Regions from separate parts of the Homo sapiens genome. Here region 1 is linked to region 2. Evidence: chromatin loops called from intact Hi-C (ENCODE). Cell type or tissue: heart left ventricle. All regions are shown on one strand. Links, peaks and the distances in the headings refer to the core of each region. The heading gives the core; the rest is flanking DNA.

Region 1 (2,895 bases), core at 254-2,753, 65 kb before region 2:
TCTACTTAAAATGCAAAATTAGCCAGGCATGGTGGCACACGCCTGTAATCCCAGCTACTCAGGAGGCTGAGGCAGGAGAATCACTTGAACCCGGGAGGCAGGGGTTGCGGTGAGCCGAGATTGCACCATTGCACTCCAGCCTGGGCAACAAGAGCAAAACTCTGTCTAAAAAAAAAAAGAAAAAGACCAGGCTTTGCTCTGTGGCTTTGGGGGTCTCCAGGCACACCCGCAAATCTGTTATGGTGAGAAAGGGGGCCTGACCCCCACTTTTGGAATTTCCAAAACCAGGGAAAACCCACAGATTAAAAATGCCGAGGGAGGGGGAAGAGCAAAGGGAGGGGATGGAGAGCAAAAAGAATCTTTCTGTGAGTTTTTTAAAAAGAAGCAAATATGGGTATTTCAGGCACCTACTTGGAACATTTCAAAAGAAACAGTAAATGCTTAAAACCACAGAGTGAAAAGTGCCCCAGGCGCCATCCACCGGCGGTGATGGATGGATGGATAGATACAGTGGCAGCAGCAGCAGCATGAGCGTGTTGGACTGCACGTGGGGCAGCCCTGGCTTAAGAGACAGGTCCAGGACGCAGCCTGGGCTTCGGAGCTGCAGGGCCTGGGAGGCGCTCTCTGTCAGCCCCTCTGGCGAGCCATAGGTGCTGAGTTTAGACTCTGGAAAGGGGGTGGCATGTATCTGTACTTTCTTGGTGCCTCTTGGACACTGAGGATGGGTATTTTGCAGCCTCTCTGCTGGCACAAGTGGCTCTTTGGTGGGGCAGGATGGTCTGGCTTCAGGACTGCCCTGACTTGGGGTTTTCAGGGGACACCAGTGACTTTAAACAACATGGTGAACTTCTCTTGATATCTGCTCCCTTTCAGTGTCCTGGGGGATGAGAAAGCAAGGGTGGGAACCAGGATCTTCTAGTCAAAGCACCAGACCTTGGGAGGAAAATATCTGCCACGTCCCCATCTAGTGCTTGAATGCTCCCAGTGACGGAGAGCTCACTGCCTGTTTCCTTTGCTGGGCTAGAGTTTCTCTTCCCTGACCTTCAGTTTTCCCTTTACCCACTCCCCTTTTACTGGCCACAAGGAGTGGATTGGAGACAGACCCACCCAGAACAGAAAGGAAGCAGAAAAGCCCACGGCTCTAGAGTCCTACTTTCTAAGGACTGGATGGGCCACTTGTCCCAGAGGCCTGAGTCCCTTTCCCTAGGGCAGTGCTGGAGCCTCAAGCCTGAGTGCTCTGGTCCATTTGGTGTTGTCTTCAGAGACCCTGGCTCCCCAGGGAGCCAAGCCAGGGCAGGTGCCCCCATCTTGCACCCCCAACCCCCCCACCCCACCCATCGAGGCCCAGAAAGTCCCTGCTATGCAGATAGCCACTTGGGGCAGGTTCATAAACCACGAAAAATCCCCCTTTCCCTGCACCTCCAAGGAGTTTAATCTCTCCTAATCAATTTAGCAGACTTGCTTGGTTGTAAACGGTAACGATTTGCATTTTTGAGCCTTTTTATCCCTCCTTAAGAAAAAAAAATGCCTCCTCTCTGCACTCGGAAGGCCAATGCACGGCTGCGAATCGCCTGTGAGTGCTTGCCCTGGCGCCCATCCAGGGGCAGGCAGCAGCCACCGTCACCTGTGCCAATCGAGTATGAGGAGGCACGCGGACGCCCGTCACTGACCCTGGCTGCGTCCTGGCCCTGAGAGCAGGGTCTGGCCCTTGGGGGCACAGGTCCCTGCGCCCGGCCCCTCCTGCCAGCACTGCCCCTGCTCTCCCCGTTGCCCTCCCCGCCCCTTTGCTCCCTCTTTGCTGCATCCAGTTCTCCTTGTTGTATTTTTCATAAGTGCAAGGCTCAGAAGCCCCAGCCTCCTCTCTGGCACGTTCAGCAGGAAGCAGGTTTCTGAAGTGGGCTGGCTTTGGGACTTGAGCTGCCATTTTCAAGGGGGAGGGTCTGCTCTTTCTCCTCCTCTCCTGGCTCCTTGGCTCCAGGGCCGGAGGTGAAGGAGGGAGGCACAGGTTCCGAGGCAGCCTTGGGTCCCAGCCTGTCCTCTGCTCAGGCCCTGACCAGCCCCTCCAACCCTTCAGGGATCCCTCACCTGACTTGGGCCAGCTAGAACCTTTCAGCACCAGCAGCGGGGAAGGGCCCCCACTTGGCCTCTGGAGCACCAGTTTCCTGAGTGACGCTGGACCCCTCCCTAGCACACCCCCACTTTACAGAAGGGGAAACAGAGGCTGTATTCTCACCAAACCCTCTTTCCCTGCACCGCTCTGGAAACATCTCCCCGACCCCCTCCTCAGCTCTCTGCCTGGCTTTGTTCGGACAGGGCTGGGCTGGGCTCAGAGGGAGGGTTTCCCAGATCCCCAGGGGAAGGAGGAGACCCGGTGCCTGTGTAGAGGGAGGGAGAAGAGGCACACGGCAGGTGTGGGCTTTGGGCTTTGGGAGAGTCAGGTTGGGCCCCTCCTAGCTGCTGCCATCTTCCCAGGTGCTGTCCCCTCCCCTGCCAGCGTCACCCAGAGCCAGGAAGGTGCAATGCCCCTGCTCTTGGCTCCGGACCTGCATCCTGGCCCTGTGTCAGGGAGGCCCCTGGCCGCCGCATGCACCATGTTAGCGTGGAGCAAGCCCCAGCCTATTTAGAGAAGATGGAGGCTGTGGCGGGAGGCCGTGGGGAGGGGGAAGGAGAAAAGGGAAGAAAAGGAGCTTTTGATGCACATCATGTCTGTGGAATTGAGTATGACTAATTAATAGATTTTATTTTTAGTAATCTCTTAAGCATTCCATACATTGGGCCCCACGCCTGAGCTGAGCTTACAAGAGGCCTCATTCGCAAAATGCAAATGATTCCCGGCCTGCTGGTGCCTTCTCTCTCTCCTTCCTTGCCTTTTCTTTCCTTTCCTTTTTTTTTTTT
Region 2 (2,895 bases), core at 245-2,744:
GCCCCCGATTTTACAGATGAGGAAACTGAGGCCCAGATCGGCCTGCAGGCGGAGGAAGACCTCCCGCCGCTCCCGGAGCTCTGGGGCCTCCTGGGCGCCCGCGTGGGGAGCTGTCAGGCCGCTTGAAATGTGGGCCTGGCCTCTCTGCCCGCTGGGCAGATGCTGGCACCGCCGTCCGCGCCTTAAATATTCATTCACTTGACAGAACACTAATTAAACAAAGTAAGGTGCATTATTACTTGATTAAATTTTTTATTGGCAGCTTAATTGGTCTGTTAGTTGCCCCTTAGGGAGTTGTTCGCCATTCCCCCCTGCCGTGTGGGAGGGGGGCCCCTGGACGTCCCGCACCGCCCTTCCCGGCCCTCAGTACCACAGGGTGCCCCGGCCCCCCAACATCCCCCAAGCGCCCCAGCTGCTCAGGAGGTCGCGGTTGCCAGCCTCGCCTCGCCTCCTCGGCCTTCAAGGGCTGGACCCTATTGGATCAGTAGCAACCAATCAGCGCCTAGGGGCGGGCCTCTCGGGGTCAGGACCCTTGGAAGACCCAAAATGATTAACTGAGAAACTCAGGAGAGGGAATAGACCCGGACTCAGAGGGGAAGGCCTGCGTTTGCCTCAGCTGGGAGTAGCTGAGTGACCTGCCCCTCTCTGTGCCTAGGCCTCAGTTTCCCCATCTGCACCACTGCAGGGCTGGACTTTTCTGGCCCACCATCCATCCAAGAGTCCAGGTACCCCGAGACCCCTGCGGAGGCACACACACCTTCCAGCCTCTGAGATGCCTGTTCCCCAGATGAGGGTGGAAGTACCCTGCAGGCAGGGATGGCCTGGGGGGCCTGGGTACCCAGGGTCAGCCTGTGGAAGGGCATGGGATGCCCTCTCAGAACAGGTGGGCCCACGCTTCCCTGTCCAGCCTCCAACCCTGGGGGGACATCTCTTCCCACCCCCACTACAGGGAGCAGGGCAGCCTGCTGGGCTGCGAGCCTCTTGGGATAAGCCCGCAACGCCTCCCATGTCGGTGGCTACACGCATCCACCTTCAGTGGAGCCAGGACCCGCAAGACCCTCTTCACAGGGCGGCACCTCTCACCTGCTTCTCCCCTTTCCCCGCTCGGCAAGAGGAATCTGGAGCCAGCCTTTGCCCCCTTTAGACAGGCTGCCCCTCCTACTGCTCCCCAAGTCTGTCCTCTGGGGGAAACACAGAAGAGGAAGAGAAGGACCAGGGGCTGTTCCGTCCTTTCAGCACTGGTCAAATTTCCATGTGAGCCTCAGTTTCCCCCAGTGCAAATTGGGTGCCCATCCTCACTCCATCCAAAGAGCATCAGGCACTCCTCAGCCCATCCAGTAGACAGTGAGCCCCTGTTTTGAAGGTAGGGGCAGAGGGGGAAATGGAGCCCTCCCACGGTAGCCTGGGTCCATGTGTCACTCACCCCCACCTCCAGCTGTGCCTGGGTGTGGCCCAGGCCAGAGTGAAGATGGAAGCTCCCCTATCACTGGTCCTACCCCCCCTTGCCGGCTGCCCTCTTCACGCCCTCCCACCCGTCAGAGAGGATCCAGGCCCTGGCCGATGACAGAGGAATCGTCTGGCCACCCTAGAAGCTGCCGCTGGCAAGCAGGAGGCGAGGTAATTGGCATCGCTGGCCAGGGAGCAGGAAATGAGCGGTTGCAGCCGGCGTGGAGCGGGAAGCTGTTCAGTGTCATGGGCCTTATCTGGGAACAGGCTGCCCAATTACAGGGCCGTGCCCGCTGCACCCGGCAGCTGCCGGCTCCTCCACCACCCCCTCTTCAGTGTCCTCGTGGCATCTCCCAGGCCTGGGCATCTGCTGCCCCTTCCAAAAGGCATGAGGCAGCTGCCTGGGAAAAGGCCTGACCTGCTCTTCGCCCACCCAGGTGGCAGCTACAGGTGCCCCCTCGTCAGGCCTGGCATACAGGGGAGGACCCCCCCCCAAGCCCTCCTCACCTGCAGGTGACTGTCCAGACTAAGCCCTGCCTGGGCTGCCTCCTCTAAGCGTCAGCCTTCGGATGGGGGCTGAGATGGGCACCAAGGAGCACAGCAGAGCCGACAGTAGTCCCCAACTGCTCATCCGAGAGCACCCTCGGGGCAGGAGCAGGTTACCCTGCTCAGATGCCCACCTCTCTACCAGCCCCAGAAAGAGAGGATTAGTCATTTCGTGGGTGGACAGCATTCCACCGTCTATCCCAGAAACACAGTCGCTGGGGGCTGCAGTAAGGTGTCATGGATTAGGAAAATAGGCCTGTAATGGGTTCGCAATTGTTCCTAGCGCAGCCCAGTGTCGCAGATTACATTGCGCATTACTCAGTGGCTCACAGATGGTGGCAGGCCAGCTGTCCCAGGAGGCTGAGCACAAGGTGGGGTGGCAGTGGCAGCGTTGTCTTGGGAGCCCAGGGGTGGCACAGTGGAAAGAAAACTGGCTTTGGGGTTGCACCCACATGAGTTCAAATCCTGTGACCTCACGAATTCGTGCCTCGGTTTCCACAACTGTAAAGTGGAAAGGGGTGCTGCTGCCTGCTGGACCCGCGAACATGCCCAGCACCAAGTACAGAGTAAGCGCTCAACAAGTGGCTGTCCCCTTCCTCCTCCTGGGCCATGTCAGGCACCCCTTTGTGGGAAGGTCTCCCTCAGGTCTGGGTACAGATAGAGTGGGGGAGCAGACACCCTGGGGACCCTGTAGCCCCCTCTCCTGACCTTGATCTTCAAGGGGTCCAGGCCCTTGGGTGTAGGTCCTGCTCGGGCAGTGACCAGCCAGATGGCCTCAGGATGCCAGCCCCTCTCTCATCTGTAAAATGGGCGTGGCAGCTGTTTGGCCTGGAGAGCTGGGCTTGCCTCCACGCCAGCCTTCCTGGCTGGCTGGGGCTTCCTGAGGGGAGGGACTGGGTCTGG

Evidence for each region. A loop is a pair of places that touch in the nucleus more often than their neighbours do. Peaks named below come from ENCODE experiments on the same cell type or tissue, not always from the same donor. Only the 100,000 strongest peaks of a DNase experiment are listed, where the experiment ranks them.
Region 1: it touches region 2 in a loop (1.8-fold over the local background); 2 of 110 quality-filtered maps call a loop at or near these places.

The regions. Positions count from the first base shown.
Region 1 is chr11:64,121,971-64,124,865 of GRCh38, reverse strand. All of the region lies in intron 3 of MACROD1 (mono-ADP ribosylhydrolase 1), which reads left to right. Among named protein-coding and RNA genes, the nearest start is that of MACROD1, 43 kb to the left of the region's middle. RefSeq lists an enhancer at 2,048-2,895. In heart left ventricle, for the core only: no CTCF peak of the experiment used is centred there; a DNase peak (open chromatin) is centred at 1,625.
Region 2 is chr11:64,057,449-64,060,343 of GRCh38, reverse strand. The region is part of intron 3 of MACROD1 (mono-ADP ribosylhydrolase 1); the gene reads left to right. The region is part of intron 1 of FLRT1 (fibronectin leucine rich transmembrane protein 1); the gene reads right to left. Among named protein-coding and RNA genes, the nearest start is that of FLRT1, 23 kb to the right of the region's middle. RefSeq lists an enhancer at 616-1,334 and a silencer at 1,272-1,454. In heart left ventricle, for the core only: no CTCF peak of the experiment used is centred there; a DNase peak (open chromatin) is centred at 1,664; H3K27ac peaks cover 710 bases.